2 separate regions of the Homo sapiens genome follow, and region 2 is linked to region 1. The links are chromatin loops, found by intact Hi-C in ENCODE. Cell type or tissue: PC-9. All regions are shown on one strand.

What was found. Hi-C counts contacts between places; a loop is a spot of excess contacts. Peaks named below come from ENCODE experiments on the same cell type or tissue, not always from the same donor. Only the 100,000 strongest peaks of a DNase experiment are listed, where the experiment ranks them.
Region 2: a loop joins it to region 1, with 4 times the contacts of the local background. A loop is called at or near these places in 5 of 110 quality-filtered maps.

Annotation. Positions count from the first base shown.
Region 1 is chr1:183,912,168-183,920,167 of GRCh38, reverse strand. RGL1 (ral guanine nucleotide dissociation stimulator like 1) reads right to left here. Exons shown (of 18, transcript NM_001297671.3): 15 at 7,900-8,000; 16 at 3,467-3,721. Among named protein-coding and RNA genes, the nearest start is that of RGL1, 110 kb to the right of the region's middle. RefSeq lists a silencer at 1,193-1,382 and enhancers at 3,934-4,123, 7,821-7,990. In PC-9, a CTCF peak has its summit at 4,016 (motif pointing right); a DNase peak (open chromatin) is centred at 3,967; H3K27ac peaks cover 351 bases.
Region 2 is chr1:184,660,295-184,668,294 of GRCh38, reverse strand. LOC105371648 (a long non-coding RNA gene) reads right to left here and starts at 3,953. Exons shown (of 3, transcript XR_007066768.1): 1 at 3,867-3,953; 2 at 2,694-3,026. In PC-9, CTCF peaks have their summits at 3,916 and 4,125 (motif pointing right); no DNase peak of the experiment used is centred here.

The DNA of each region.
Region 1 (8,000 bases):
AGCTACTCAGGAGGCTGAGGCAGGAGAACCGCTTGAACCAGGGAGGCAGAGGTTGCAGTGAGCTGAGATCGTGCCATTGCAATCCAGCCCAGGCAACAGTGCAAGACTCTGCCTCAAAAAAAAAAAAAGTTTTTGAAAGGTGATATTTAACTTGAACACCCCAAATATTACATCAGCATATATAATCAATACAAAAATTGTTAATGCAGTATTTTACTTTTTTGTACTAAGTGTTCAAAATCTGGTATATATTTTACCCTCAGCTCATCTCAATTTGGAGTATTCCCATTTCAAATGCTCCATCGCCACCCGTGGCCAGTGGCTGCTGTACTGAATGCGCGGTACTGAACGATGCTTTGGTGTCGCCCTCATTGACTTTCCTGTGACAGAAATACTGCATTCCCTGTGTAAGGGATCTTGGGAGACTGACTCTGTGATTGACACAATGGAGAGAAAGATCATTTCGAAAGAGTGATGGGTTCAGTGGTAGAAGACATTTTTCCATGGTCACTGAGGAGGTAATTTTACAAGGGCTAATTGCTGTCTCTTCTTCTATGGAAGGGCCTTGGATTCCAGGGACATTAGTTGCTCTTGCAAAGCAAGTTCTCTAGGCCACCAGTTCTCAGTGTGCAATCTATGGCCCGTGGGGTCCCTGAAATCTGTGAGGGGATCCATGAGATCAAAATTATTTTCATGATAATACTAAGATGCTGTTTGTCTTTTCTTTGTGTTGACATTTGCATAGGTATTGCAGAAGCTATGGTGGATGGAATTGCTGGCACAACAGCACAAATCGGTCCAGTGGTTTCTAACTACAAATCTACTAGCTGTCACTGTATTCTTCAGTACCCTGTACTCACAGTAAAAACAAAAACAAAACAAAACAAAGCCAGTCTCACTCACATTTTAACAGACTTTCAGAAATGGAAAACAATGCCACACTTCTCACTCAATAATTTTTGGAAAAAAATAGATATTTTTCATTAAAAAATAAAATTTACATTAACATGCAATGTGTTCATTATTGTTATTTTAAATGAATTAATCAACATTTTGAAAGTTTCTCAGTTTAAATATCTAATGTGGTAAATATCAACAGATACAACCCACATAGTCTGGAGCTCTTTGGAATATTCAATGCTGTTTCAGAGTATAAAGGGGTCCTGAGAACAAAAAGTTTGAGAACTGCTAGTCTCGCCTGAACCTGGACTGATTTATTTCCATCTTCTGGTCAACAGCACACAGCATAATACATTTCAGAAAGGTACGTCCTGTGAGCAAGGTTTCTCCTGAGAGGCCTAACGATTAGAATGAGAGCACGAGAGCAGTGTGTCGTCTCTCCAGAATAAGCCTGTGACATGCGCTGGCAGGATTTTCATGAAAGGTGAGTGCCACCACCTGGTGCAATATAAAGGGCCACAGGAAGGGGTTGGCAGGAGAGGTGATTCTCACAGAGGCAGCCCATTTGCTGGGGAAGGAGGAATCTCAGAGCAGGGGGCAGGGGATCTTCTGCTCACTACCCTCCCAACACTCAGACAGCATGCACAACCTGTGACTCCTCCTGGGCAGTAGAGGTTTGTGCAGTCCAACCACTCACAGTTCCCCCCAGACTGAGCAGAGTGCACGCTGACCAGGCATGTCCCAAAACATAACTGTTTGGTGTACAAATCCATGCTATAATTCAGAGACACTGTAGAGTTATGCAGTGGACATTCTCTCTGATTGGTGCAGGTAAGAGGTGCCAGGTGAACAGACCATGCTGAGCAGGCAGTAACCACATGGAGGACCTTGGCTTCCCTGTGTTTCCTCTACCTCTCGGGTGCTCCTTTATTAGCCCCTCCCTCATTACCACTTGCATTCTGCCTCATCCTACACTCAGTCTCGCGAGACCACGTCCCCCCTGTGGGGTTTGACAACTCCCAGTATTTGATCTCAGCACCAGCCTTGCACCAGCCCATGTTTCTGACCATCTATCAGACAATGCCATCTGATGTCATACTGGTACCTCTGATTTAAATGTCCCTGAATATCCTCCTCTGGTAGTTCATATCTCACAGACCCACCAACTACCCAGACAGCCTCTAGTCCTCCACAACAGTAACCAAAAAGTTGGTAACTAAATGAATGGATTCTACAATTCTACCTCATCAAAAGCTTTCAAAAATCCTCACCATCTCCAGCCACATGACCGTCATTCAAGCCCTTATCCTCTCCTACATGGAACATGATAGCAGCTTCCTAACTTGCTTCCCCGCCTCCAGTCTACCCCGACACTCCAGCAAACACAGTGCCATGACTTTCTTAATGAGCAAATCCCATCACTACTTAAAAGCCTTCAACAAGACCCTATTGCCTGCGGGATTAACACACTCCTCTGTGTGGGCCACAAGGCCCTTTACCACCTGATCTTGGCTCTATTATTTTGCACATTGTGAATAATGCTTTGTGGGCTCCCTTTCTAATTAAAAGTTCCTCAAAGGCAGAAATGTCTCACTCATCTCCCTATCCCCAAAGCCTGATCTAATGACTAGAACGCAATAAATGTTTGATATTTTGTTGACTCAATAAATGCTTTAGCAAAGCTTTTATGTGGAGCCTCCATACCACTTATGCCATATTCAGACCTGAGCTTGTAAGCACTGAGTGTGCCTTCAAAGAGGCGAGTGATAAAGATGAGGAGAGATGTGGAATTAGCTGTGGGATTTTGCTGCAAAGGATAAAGTGATTTCCAATACATGATTATCTCCCATAAACTAAGGAGTTTATATTCTTGTGATAAACCTACCAGACCTCACATACCCAAGGTTATCGCCATGAGAGGCTCTGTGTGTATTCCCAAAAGACTGCCATTATTAAAAATATCTTTGCAATTGTCCTCAGAAACACACAGATTTTACAAGAAGCTCAAAAAGGTCAGTCTCATTTTATAGGCATCGTTCCTCATTAACCCAAACTGTATTTCTAGCTTGATCATCCACTTTATTAACTAGGTTTGATCCAAATGACTAAATGACAAAAATCTGCCATCAGGGGAGTACACTGCTAAGAATGTGTGGAAATTCAATGATAAAACCAGACATATAATTCCATAGGAAGGCTTCCAAAAATGTGTGAGGTTGTGTCATCCTCCCTGGAGCACATTTACACTGTCACCCAAATTGAGAATTTTCAAATGGCTAATACTGACCTAAACGAATAAGTTTTAGCATTTCTTTAAGATGTGAAAATTATATCCTATATACACCATGTGTGTGCATATATATGTATATATATTTTATATACATATATCATTCAGCATCTATGCCCAGGGAGACCTGGAACTGACACACATCCCTTCTGTGTGAATGCATATATGTATATGCTAATATTGAGTGTGCATATTTAGGGCTATTAGTCTGAGCGGCCGACAGACACAGACACACAATCTAAATGGAAACCCGCTCCTGGGTCAGGGCTTGCTCCTCACCATGATGCTCTTGTACATGTTGCCGTTATTGTCTTCCACACTGATGCGGATTATGCAGGTGTCTTCATTCTGTTGGTTGTAAACAGGAGGCAGCACAGTCGAGGTAATGGACGTCACCGAGACAGAGCGCTTGTGGATTTTGGGGTTGTTGTTGCAGGACGGAGGGGAGGAGAGGGGGTTGATTAAGGAAGACATCCCTGAGGAATTTGTGTCCATGGAATGGATAGAAGAACAGGATGAGGAGGACTCAGAGAGCTGGAAGAGTAAACACACCCCAGAAGAAAACAGATTAGAACGCTGGCCAACAGCTTTGCAATTTTCAAAGCAGAGGTAGATATCAAGACTGATAGACTGCAGTTATTTCCTCCACAACAGCCCACAGCACACATGTGTCTCATCCCTGGTGTAAGTACTCTGAGTCCCCATCAGTGGTAGATGCCTATCGGTGACTCAGTGTGACCTAATCACTCTATAAGCACGTGAGGCAAAGCAGTTCTATTTCCCTAGGTTTTAGCTGTTCTTATAGAAGTTAACCAGCAGGTGGCAGCAGACACCAGAAACTGGAGGCAATATGGGTTCCCAAAGAAGTCAGAAGCTTACGGGGCTGGAGGAAAGCCTTGCCAACGCAGTTGATTCAGTCCTACTGCAGTCAGATTTCGTAGTGAGAGAGAAAGTTCTGTATTTTTAGAAGTTTCTAAGAGAAGTACCCCAGATTATACGGCTCTGCATTGAATATTAGTGCTAGAAAGGCCTTGGACATCAACTAGTCCCATACCTGTTCTGCTGAGGAACCTGAGACCCAGGGAGAAAACTGGGGCTCCAGGTCCACACAGCTAGTTGACAGCACCCCTAGAACAGGAACCCAAGCTCCCTGATTCCCACTGTCGAGTTCCCAGAGCAAGCACATGGCCAAGGCTCAGCCTGTGGCTGATGACAATAAGATGAATCAACATAGTATGCTGCTACCTCGGTATGTTTAGTACTGTGAGGCTTATCATGAACTTTCATATTATCTTATCCCATTTTAATTCCACAACTGTCTTGTGAACAAAATGCAGAGCATTATAAAGACGAGGAGAATAAGATTCAGAATATAAAAGTGACTTGCTCAAGGGAAATACAGCCTTTAAGCAGCTTCACCACTTTCCACATTTGCTAGTAGAGCCAACTGTATACATTTTCATGATGTGTATCAAGGACAATTAAGAAATGGAGTACTACAGTTAATATGCTTTTCTGATTAACTACACATTTCTCATCCATGCAATACCAATAACCAAAGAAAGAAGTTATTGGAAGAGGTACTTTTAAAAATCATTAAATTGAACCATTTAAAATACCCATTATTATTGTAGAAAATTATAAAGAATTTCCCGGAATGACTTAAGCTAAATTATACCATGTTAATCCTATAAAATATTCTGGAAGTCATTTATAAAATAAATAACATTTCTTTCATATTTATCTGCCTTTCCATGGAAACAGTATAGAAGTTGAGCTTTCTGGTTATCAGGCTTCTGATTAAAATGGAGTCTATTATCTTATTTCCTGTAGATTTCCTCCTGTGGCATAATTATACATTCAGTTCTATTGCACAGTTAGTTTACAGCCAGCCAGCTGATGTGACAATTCTCATGGGTAGGGGTCTGATTGTGGCTCTATCATAATATGGTTTAGTTTTTGTTTTGGTTTTTGGGTTTTTTTCTTCCTTATGTTCCCAAATGAATCAACTTAGTGGCTCAATTTGAGGACTAACTGATGATAGATAAGTTAATAGCATAAGTTTCTTTGCAGATATATTAGTTAAGGGGGTGCATTTTCCAATTATTCATTCAATTTTTTCGCCTTCATGTTCCTCTATCCAAACTCTATTTCCTTTGTTAGATTTTTCTATGATTCTAGTGACATTTATAGTTAAGATAAAGCCTAGAATATGCCTGGGTTATAGCAGCTCTAAACAGACTGCCTGATGAGCCCCCAAATTCCTATTGAGAATTTAAGAAGTGAGGAGCAAGTGCAAAAATCAATATTTAGAAATCATGATCGGGGAATGAAGAAAGGAATGCAAATAAATTACACTTCACCCTTAAGAGCAACCTCACAGTGCAGCCTGTGGAAAAGGAAGAATGACAGTCTGGAGGACTTTTGGAGAAGGCGGCTGTCACAGGCTCTCAGGTCAGGAAGGAAGTGTGGAGGTCAGCTCAGTCCAGCTATGTGCCAAGCAGGAGAATCACGAGCCTTTCTAGCTAATATGCAGGGATTGTGCAGTCCAGGAGCTACTTGCATCCAAGTGAATCACTGATGTTTAAGAAATGTATGACTCTGAGAAAGGTTCATCCAAAGAATAAAGAGCCATGACTTCTGCAAGAATTTAAAAAGCCAGTCTGATGAGGGATGAGACAAAAAAGATGAAGCAAGGGATGTGCAGGAGAAAGCACACTGGGCTTCTGCATAGTTTTAAAAGGTACCATTTGGACCAATGTACATTTCCACTATGCCACAAGGTGTGACTGTGATTCCATCTCCTTCCTGGAGAGACAGGGAGAAATCCCACAATAATGTGGGCAATACCTCAGTTATTACTTTCCTACAATGTCTACCATCAGAAATGGAGCCTATAAAACCTCAGAGGCTGTGAAAAAGTGAATGATGAGACTGCATTCCAGATTTTGACAAAGCTAATTTGTATGTCAAGTCACGAAGAATGACTACATCCCGGGTTGAGGAAAAATGCCTTTTGAGAGCATGGCCAGTCCGTAGGTGTCCACGAAGGCTTTCTTTCAATATTTAGAGCATGAATGATTGTATCCCCTGGATTTCAAAGCAGAAAGCTAAGAAATCCAACTAGAGCAGCAAATTAGTCATCTCAGTTTGATGAATCCTGAATATGATGCTTTTCCTGGATTGGCTACATTATGACAAAGTCACTTGAGGGTTCCAGGATTACCACTGTTGTTTTAACACCATGTGAAGCAACACACATGTCCCCTTGAAGAGCAGCAGATATAAACCAAGGGATGAAACCATTGCCAACATTCTACCTTACTGACCTAACCATAAGCTAAGGAGCCAGAAGTCACTATTGAGTAAGCTTGGTTAGCCAGAAACCTTCCCCAAATGGTGCAAATTCTAGTTATGTCATAGTTGACTTTCTGATCCAAACCCTTCAACCAACAGATTGAAGCAGATGTGTACAGAAGATTAACACTGATATTGGTGGGGTGCGGTGGCTCATCCCAGCACTTTGGGAGGCCGAAGTGGGTGGATCACCTGAGGTCAGGGGTGTGAGACCAACCTGGCCAACATGGTGAAACTCCATCTCTACTAAAAATACAAAAATTATGCGGGCATGGTGGCACATGCCTGTAATCCCAGCTACTCGGGAGGCTGAGGCAGGAGAATCCCCTGAACCCAGAAGACAGAGGTTGTAGTGAGCCAAGATCGTACCACTGCATTCCAGCCTGGGCAACAGAGTAGTGAGACTTCATCTCAAAAAAAAAAAAAAAAAAAAAAAAAAAAGAAGACTGGTCTTAATTAAGATCTTAAGATTAAGATATTTTGGTTTTTAAATTTTTATTTATGCAGTCACAGAAAATAGAAACTCGACGGAAATTCTTTTATCACCTCTCATCAGTTTCCTTTTTTCCAACATGGGAGAATGTATCCTTGTTACCAATCCCTCATCTTCCCCTGCAGCTGTGCCCTTTGCACTGTGATTTCAGAGTTCCTCCCACTAAAACTGGAGCCTATTTCTCTGCTTCATTTACTTATGTGGAATGTGGCCACATGATTACTTTAGCCAATAGAATGTTGGTTGATACGACTCAAGTAAAGGCTTGACATATGCTTGCGAGTGGGCTTGCCCTCTTGCTTGTCCGTCTTAGCATGCTAAGGGCATGCCCTGGGTAGCCCGTTACTCCAACAATAATGAGAGGCAAGTGGAACAGACCTGGACCAAATCTGTGGCCTAGTGTCAAGCCCAACCTAGATCAGCCAACCAGCAGATACATAAGAGAGATAAATAGTGGTTGTTTTAAGTCACTGACTTTTGGAGTGGCATGCAATGCAACATTATTGTGATAAATGCTTGGCTAAGACAAAACATGGCACCAAGAACCTGACACATCTCCATCTCTGACTTTTTGCTCTTTCTAAGAAGTCCTACTTCCCCTAAATAACTCCAGTGCCTTAAGAGGTGGGTATAGAACAATATTTCAAAGGCCAAATGAATAAACGAAACTGCTTAGTGCTTTTACACCTGTTTCTATTAGTAGTATGTCCCCAAATTGAACTCTTCTTTTGATGCCTGTTCAAAACATGACTTTCAAAATACTATAGAGTGATCCACTTAAAAACAGACATTCCTTGCTGTGGTGTGGCAAAGAGCATGTAGGTGCCTGCATTAGGAATTATGAGAAGGGTTGAGTATATACCTTTTTTTGAGGCTCATCAGGGGTGTCCATGGGAGTAATGGAGCCCTCCTCAGCCTCTGAGTGGTTCGACTCGCAGGATGACACGCTGACAGAGTCCATGC
Region 2 (8,000 bases), 750 kb before region 1:
TCTCATGCTAATTCTACCTAGAGTCTATTATTAAGTTCAATTTTGTCTGTTCCATAGTCTTTTGTTATCATCTCAAAGTGCTGGGCTAGTATTATCCTATTAGGGTTGTGTTTCTGCAAAAATTTTAATAAGTAATAGATACAAAGTTTTTGTTTGGTTTTGAGATGGGGTCTCTGTCACCCAGGTTGGAGTACAGTAGTAGTGTGATCCGGGGTCACTGCAACTTCTGCCTCCCAGGCTCAAGCAGTCCTCCCACCTCAGCCCCTGGAGTAGCTGGGACCACAGGGCTTGCAGATACAAAGTTTAAAAAGGGAAAATACAAAGTAAAAATATCAAGGCTTCAGTGAGCCATGACCCATGGTGCCACTGCACTCCAGCCTGGGTGACCGTGTGAGACCCTGTCTCAGACAACAACAACCAACGGCAGCAACAAAGTAAAAATAATAGTAGTATGAAAATCCCAGTTTAAATAATGGTATTGAGCCATACACTGAGGCTTAAAGATAAACAATTGAAGACATCAAATGATGAGAGAGAATTAAGTGAGAGCTGTTATTACCATGTGGCCTGTTTTCCTATTTAACCAATGGATATTAAAGGATCTCTTAGTCAAGTTTCCAGCAGGAGCTACTGATTATGAAATTTCAATTACATTATTATCTTGCCAAGTGAAAAAGTAGGCATTAAAAGGGGTAAGAGTCTCATGATGTGGAGTCTTTCGATGTCTTAAGAAAAGCATGAAAACATCAACTCTCCTGGTTTGCAGTCTGAACATCTCTGGTCATGACATTAGGCAGCATGATGGATTTCTTGTTTGGCCCATACATCAGGTATGAGACTTGTTCCTTTCTATCTTATTTCACTAGTATTAAAGAAAAAAAAACACTTGACAAATAGGGTTGGGGAAGGCTATGAAGAGTGGGTTCGCTTGCTTGTGTACCTGATAACAAAAAATATCACAAAAGACTGTAAAAACCACAACCTTGCATGAAGGCCACACAATCTTATACACACACACACACACACACACACACACACACACACAAATACTTCTGTAAAGACATCTGCCCAGTAATTGCTTGTCCAACCTTGTACTGGCATCACCCTTTCTATTGATCTTTGTAGCAAGGATAATTATCTCCAAACAATTATGTAATCCATCTCATTTTTCCTTTAAAAATTTTTGTCTTTCTTTACCTCTCTTAGTATGCACATAGTTTACTATGGCACACATATTTCCATTGCAATGCCTTACTCCTGAGTACATATCATTTTTATTTTAGAGAGCCCCTCTTCTGTTTGTTATTTAAGTTGACAAGTGCTGAGATTGAAGAGCTGACAAAAGAAAGATGTTAGTCTGAATTTGAACTTTCAAGTTCATATTCAACCAATTCAGGCCTGGTTACGTATGTCCCAAAACCTTACCTCATTCACCATTGTAATGGCCAAACCATGAGTCTCCCATAAATAGTGGAGTCTTTTGGATCCAGTAAGAAGTTTATATAAGATTTGAAGCTGATAAATCCTAAAGTGACCTCTTCCAAAATCTATTAATTCATGGCCTCTGAAGCTTAGCCAAAATCTTTGTTACTATTACTTCCCCTACCAGGAACATGTGGATACAGCCTACATTGACCCAGACATGAAACAGATAGAACTACTCATTCATTCGACACATATTTGTGAGTTATATCCCAGGCACTTTTCGAGGTCCTGGGGAAATAACAATGAACTAAGTAAAGTTCTAGACTCCATATAGCCTCTCTTCCAATTTAAATCAACAATTAATCGATAGAGGCTAGAGAGAAGCCAAATGGGATCAGAAATGGTGCTTTAAAAGACATTCATTCAGCAAAAAATCACCCAGAAGTTTAGATAATCTCTTTTGCATCTCATCTCAACCACTCAATCCCAGGTGTGGCCACAAATAGGCCTAGCACAAGTATAACAAGTGTTAAAGGGAGAGGGACATTATTTATCTGAACCTACAACTTTATCTTAGATAAAGATGGATTAATTATAATATAATGCTGACACCAATTGCAGTGAAAAAATTTCCCCCAGAGAGTCCCCCATTTGCAGGTACTGTTTATTAATAGATTGTCTATGGAGGAGGGATTTTAGCTGTAAAATTTGCAAATAAGACATTTCCCAGGGAGTGTTTCAGATTGGAAGTTTCCAGCAGTTAGTGTCTAACCATGCAAGTGGAATAGAGAGGTCTCTAAACTAAAACTGAGAAAGTATTCTTTGGGCGTTGGCCAGTAGAAGTTCACTGGTGACATAGGAAAGAACAGTTTCAGCCAAGAGCTGGAAGGAATGATACCAACATTGTCTTTGTCTTTGGTGGATTTCTAAGTCCCCAAATGGAAGTTGATGATAATCTACGGTTCTCCTTTGTGAAATGTCTCAGCAACTTGAAAGAAAGAATCTCTACATAAATCTAGCACTCTGTTGTTGCTTAGTCACTGTCAACCTGTTTTATTTTGTTGGTTTGAGTTACCTTAATGTTTCCTCGTTATAAATAGATAAGTTCAACCGACATCAAGATCTCTGACTGCAGTAGGATTCTGTGGGGAATCTGGAAGCACTACCATTTAGCACATTACTAAGACGTAACACATGCCCCATCCCCTGTCAGACCTCTGATTTGTGCATCGAATCCCCAGAATCCCCAGAACAATAATAGACTTTACTTTGTGATTCCTCTGGTGACACATTTCTTTTAGTTCTTCTGGCAGAGCTGGAGACTCGCACGACAAATTCACTCTGACGTTGTTTTCTAATTAGGTGCCTTGACACAGCAGGCATTCCAGTCTCCAACATTTCTTTTGTTTCTCTAATGTGCCAGAAAGCTGTCTGCTTTTTAGCTGCCTGACCTTTCAGAAATGTTACCTGCCCTGTAAAATGAGATAACACATGGAAGGCACCTGGCTCAGTCCGTGGCACCTGAGAGATTCTTGAGAAGTGTTCATTCCATTGCCCTGTTTCCTCTCTCCGCCTTCATACCTTCTGGTGCTTTAGTGAACCTCAAAGATAAAAATATTCCCGTTGTAAGGTTTACATTTTTCTTCATCCCAAAATAGAACTCAGTAACTCTATAAGCAGATACTATATGGATTCCACATTTCATTTCCTCTTATTCTCACAGGGTACCTTACAAGTTAGAAATTTGTATTGTCTCTGCTTTTTGGAGAAAGGAATCTTAACTTTTCTCAAGTAACCGAGGTTGCAGAGTGGGTCAATAAGGAACGTGGGACAAGAACCCGCATGCGCCTCTCTCCAAAAGTCTTCATCCTCAACCCCTGCACCAGACTGTCTTCCACACATGGGCTCTGAGCGGCCAGCACTGGATCTGGAGAAGCCACCACCCTGTCCTGTCCTCCAGGCAGAACGGAAGTGTGCCTGACCCCAGCTGTAAGCACCCGCCCTCTGTGGCCCGGAAAGAATCCAGTCGCAGGGCTTGGCCCTTCCCCATCCCCTCCTCTGGGCAGCCCGCGTTGAGTCCCATCTGGAACGTGGAGGAAGAAGGCCCTGTAGCAAACGCACAGCTAGACCCCCTCCCTCCCTGCCAGGCCTCCCTCGCCAACTCCATGCCCAATTTCAGCCCTGAGGGGCGAGAACAGCAGGTGCTCGGGCCGCCTTCGCCCTTGGTGTTCTGGGAGCCCATTGTCTAATTTTGCTCGGGCCTGGCCTGCTTCCTTTTTAGTCCTGCGCATGTGGGCAGAGTACAAGCTAATTGGCAGGGCTGTTCCAAATCCTAAAGAACGCGCGCGCTGCCTGCTCGCCAGCGGGAGGGCCGTGTGCCCAGCTTGCGCCCTGACATTTTCCGAGGCCTGGGCGAGGCCACCTGCCTGACGAAGGCTTACCAGGGAAAATCAGGTCCTGACAGCCTGACAGGGACAACCGCCCAGAGGATTCATCTGCTCGCGATGCCTGGTCAGCAAGGAGGAGACTCGACCTGGGACGAGGAAGAGGCCTTGAAGGGACAGAGGAGAGCGCATCCTCCATCCCCCGGCCAGGGAGAAGTCACGCGGACCCCCAGGTTGCTGGGCCGCGATGGGGGGAAGAGGAGACCACCCCCAGCTCCGCAGCGAGCGCCCTCACTTCGGGGAGACAGAGGCGTCGATCCCTCCTGCGGACGGCTGGGGGCGCTGCGCTTCAACCGAAGGCAGAGATCCTGGACCGGGGCGAGGCAAGCCCTCCCGGAGGAGAGGAGCTCTGAAGGGGGAAAACAGCTCTGCAGAGTGTAGAGGAGCCGGACTTTGCAGCCAGGTACCTCTGTGCAAGTCTCAGCTGTGCCTCTGAAGTAGCTAGCCGTTGCCCAGCACTGTGCTAAGGTCTTTTCATCACTGTGTAATTGAAGGCTCACAGCCACCCTTTAAGGAAAACGATCTTGTCGTCATTATTTTATAAGAAATGGAATGGAAGCTCAGTGCCACCCCTAGCCCATGGACACATTCCCAGAGAGCGGCAGTGTGTCTGGCCTGGAACTTAATGAATTCTGTCGGACAGAAGTCCATGCTCTTAACCATTAGGCCTCCCATACAAAGATACTTTGTACGGGGACATGAGACACAGCCTAATAGCACAGAAACTCACAGAGGACGAGTTTCTTAGTTTTGTCATCTCTGAAATGGGAATAATAATATTACTCCCACCTTGCAAGGCTTTGGGAAAGATTAGAGAGAATGTAAAAAGGTCCATGTGAGAGGTCCTCGTGGGTTAATGTGTGGGGGGAGTCCCCAGTCCCTCCCCGGGCACTCAGAGCGATGTGGGAAGACTGTGGAGCCCATGCTTATTGATGCTGTTTCATTTCAATTAAACCTCCGTCAGAAACATCGCATGACATCAAAATGGAAGAGATGTTGAGTCTGAACGGTGAGGTCATAGATTTTGTTTTTATTTATGTATTTTCCAAATAAAAATATGTATCATGTTTTCTCATCATAATTGTAATATGTGATGATGTATCAATTATGGAAAATACAGAAACTGTAAAAGAGGAAATGAGGAAAACCTTTGCTTCTCACTGTTACAGATAACTACTGTTCAAAATTATAGATAACAACTCTGGAGGCTGAGGTAGGAGGACTGCTTGAGCCCAAGAGTTCGAGGCTGCAGTGAACTATGATTGCACCATTGCACTCCAGTCTGGGTGACCAGCAAGATCCTGTCTCTAAAAAAAATAAAAATAATAAAAATTTTAAAAATATTTAATTAAAAAATTATAATGAATAATAATTTATTGTATATTTTAAAACAACTACAAGGAAAGAATTATAATGTTCATGACACAAAAAAAGATAAATGTTTGAGGTGACAGACATCCCAATTACCCTGACTTGATCATTACATGTTGTATACATGTATCAAAATATCACATGTACCCCAAAAATATATATAACCATGATATATCAATTAAAACATACTAAAAAAGAGCGATAACTACTCACTTTTCCTTTACTTAGAGTGTTTCATTAATACATTTACTGTTTTACAGAATTGGTATCACATTGTAGGTTACTATACTACACTTTTAAAATGTAATATTTCATAAACATTTTACCATGACATCAAATAATCTTAACACATTTAAGAATTAATGGTTGCCTTCCAATTTTCTTTGCAAAGTGGTTCATTATTTTTGTCATGGAAAAATAAATTTACACTTGAAAGAACTTTATTGTGTTAAAAAAATACTTGTAAGAGGGCTGCACTGCTTTGCCCAACAATGCAGTGTGTTATGTTTTATGTGTAGTGCAGGTCTGATGAAAGGTGATAAGCCTCCAGTAGTAACCATGATATGTGAAATGGAGATAAAGATGGTTGATTTTGTGAGGATTAAATGAGATCAGATAGGCAATGTGTCTCTAAGACAGTGTGGGCCATGGTGAATGCTGTCATGACAAAATTATGTTAGTCAAGGACATTGCTAAGAGAATAAGATGGGTGCTGGTTGGGGGTGACCTGGAGAATTGGAGGATAGCCCTGCCAGTGGCTGCTGAAGCCAGCTCCTACAGGATATCAAAAGCCAATGTTAAATACTCAGGAACTTTACAAGCTGGTTGTAAAAGCCTGTGAAATTTCACTGGTAGCTTGAAATCTGTTATGGTATGAGCATTTACACCACCAAAATTGGAAATCAGCAAATGCTATATTGTTCTCTATGTATGTATGTACTTTTCAGAGAGCTGATTTTACCAGCACACCACTAGCAGGGATAATTCAAAAGCTTTGCTTTTTCTCAAAGTGGTGGAGCCTGCAGGAAATGCTTGTGAGGGCTTGTAAAGCATTAGTAGATTTTGTTGAGATGGTGTGTGATAAACATGAGCTGAAATCTTGGTCTGATTGCTCTTGCTCTAACTGGAGGAAAGAATAGGGAAGCATAAGCGTTGGGGAAGCTAAAAGGGTAAACCTGGGGAGTTATTGTTTATGCTCCAAAAACAGAAATAACTGGATTAGAGGATAAGACTGCAGGAGATGGGAAGCCTTGTCACTTGGAGTGACAAAGACCTATTAGTAAATGGGAAACTCAGGGCTGAAGAGACATTCTTGGCCAAGAGAAACTTGTGGGAAGGAGTTTGATCGATGAACAAACACAGCAGTCTCTTTTGCCATAGAAGGCAGGTGGCAAGGATCAGAGTCAGAGGGTCCGTGCGCTACAAGGGTTCACAGATCACTGGTCTGTCTTCTTCATCTGACCCTGTCAATTACTTCTGAGATTCCCCACCCCCACCTCCAGGAGCTCAGGTGCAGGCTATAGTCTTCTTCTGCCACTTCTCTGTTCTGTCAGCACACCACTGCTTCTGTGCCCTTTGCCCTTGCAGTTTGGGTTTTCCAAAGGCAGAAGCAAGGACAGCGTTCTTCAAGAGGACTTCATGGTGTTTTAGAGATCAACACCTTGGAAAGGAAGAAAAGAAAGAGAATAGGGCCTGGGAAGACAGCTTCAATGCAGACCCAATAAAGCTTCCGGCAACCAGGTGAAGAATCTCCGGAGAGACCATTGCCCTTCAAATGTTCTGTGCCACCTGGGCCAGGATTTTAATAAGCTGCTTTGCTCAGTCTCCATATGAGAGCTGCCCAGGAAGGGAATGTCAGGGGCAAGGAGACTGCCTGCAACTGAGGCAGACCCTGGAGAGATAGAGGCGGGGGACTAACTACACTCCCACAGTGATCTGCTTTTGGGGAGGTGGCGTGGCAGAGAAGACACAGCTTTCTTCTTCCTCCACAGTGAGGGAGCAGCCTCCTTCACTACCCTCAGTATTGGTGCTCTTTAGAGGAATTTTCTGAAGGGCTGGGGACATCAAAAAGGAAGTAGGACACAGTAGAGAATAGGTCATAATTAATGTTAGAGGTGGCCACTGTCAGGGCTCACAGGTCCAGGTGGGCCTATCCTTGGCCTCTGCAGAGGGTTTTGGGGCCAGGCTCCACTGGCTGGGCCTGCCCACCCCTGCATCATGACTTCCTGTCCAGACCCAACTGCCCAAGGTCAGGAGAGAAGAAAATGCTCTCTGCCTCAGCCCAACTCAGGGCCTGGCTTCCCAGGCTCCATTTCTTGTGTTAGGATCTACCCTTTCTCAGCATTTTTTCAAAGGGGGAATGACTGCCTCTTTCTTGGGGAATGCCATTTTACACACACAGGTGGGGAGTGGGTGGGACAGCCACCTCAAGCTGGTTTCTCTTCAGCAGATTCTGGGTGGCTTAATCTTACAAAATGGTTTAGGCAGAGCTGCCCTAGGCCAGTCCATTTCTTTCTTACTGTGTCATACATGGGATTTGGTCCTGTAGCACTTCTTTCCAGCTCTCTACATCTTGCAAATTATGCTTTAAAAATCCTCATGCGTTTGATATAGGGTGCATTCTAAATCATTCAGAAAAGGAAAACATTTCTCCTATTTTTCTCTTTCCCTCCCTCCTCACCATAAAACAAACATGAAATCTCCAGTCAGAAGAAAACATAACCCAGTCTACAGAAATCTGAGCTCTGGCACAAGCAGACA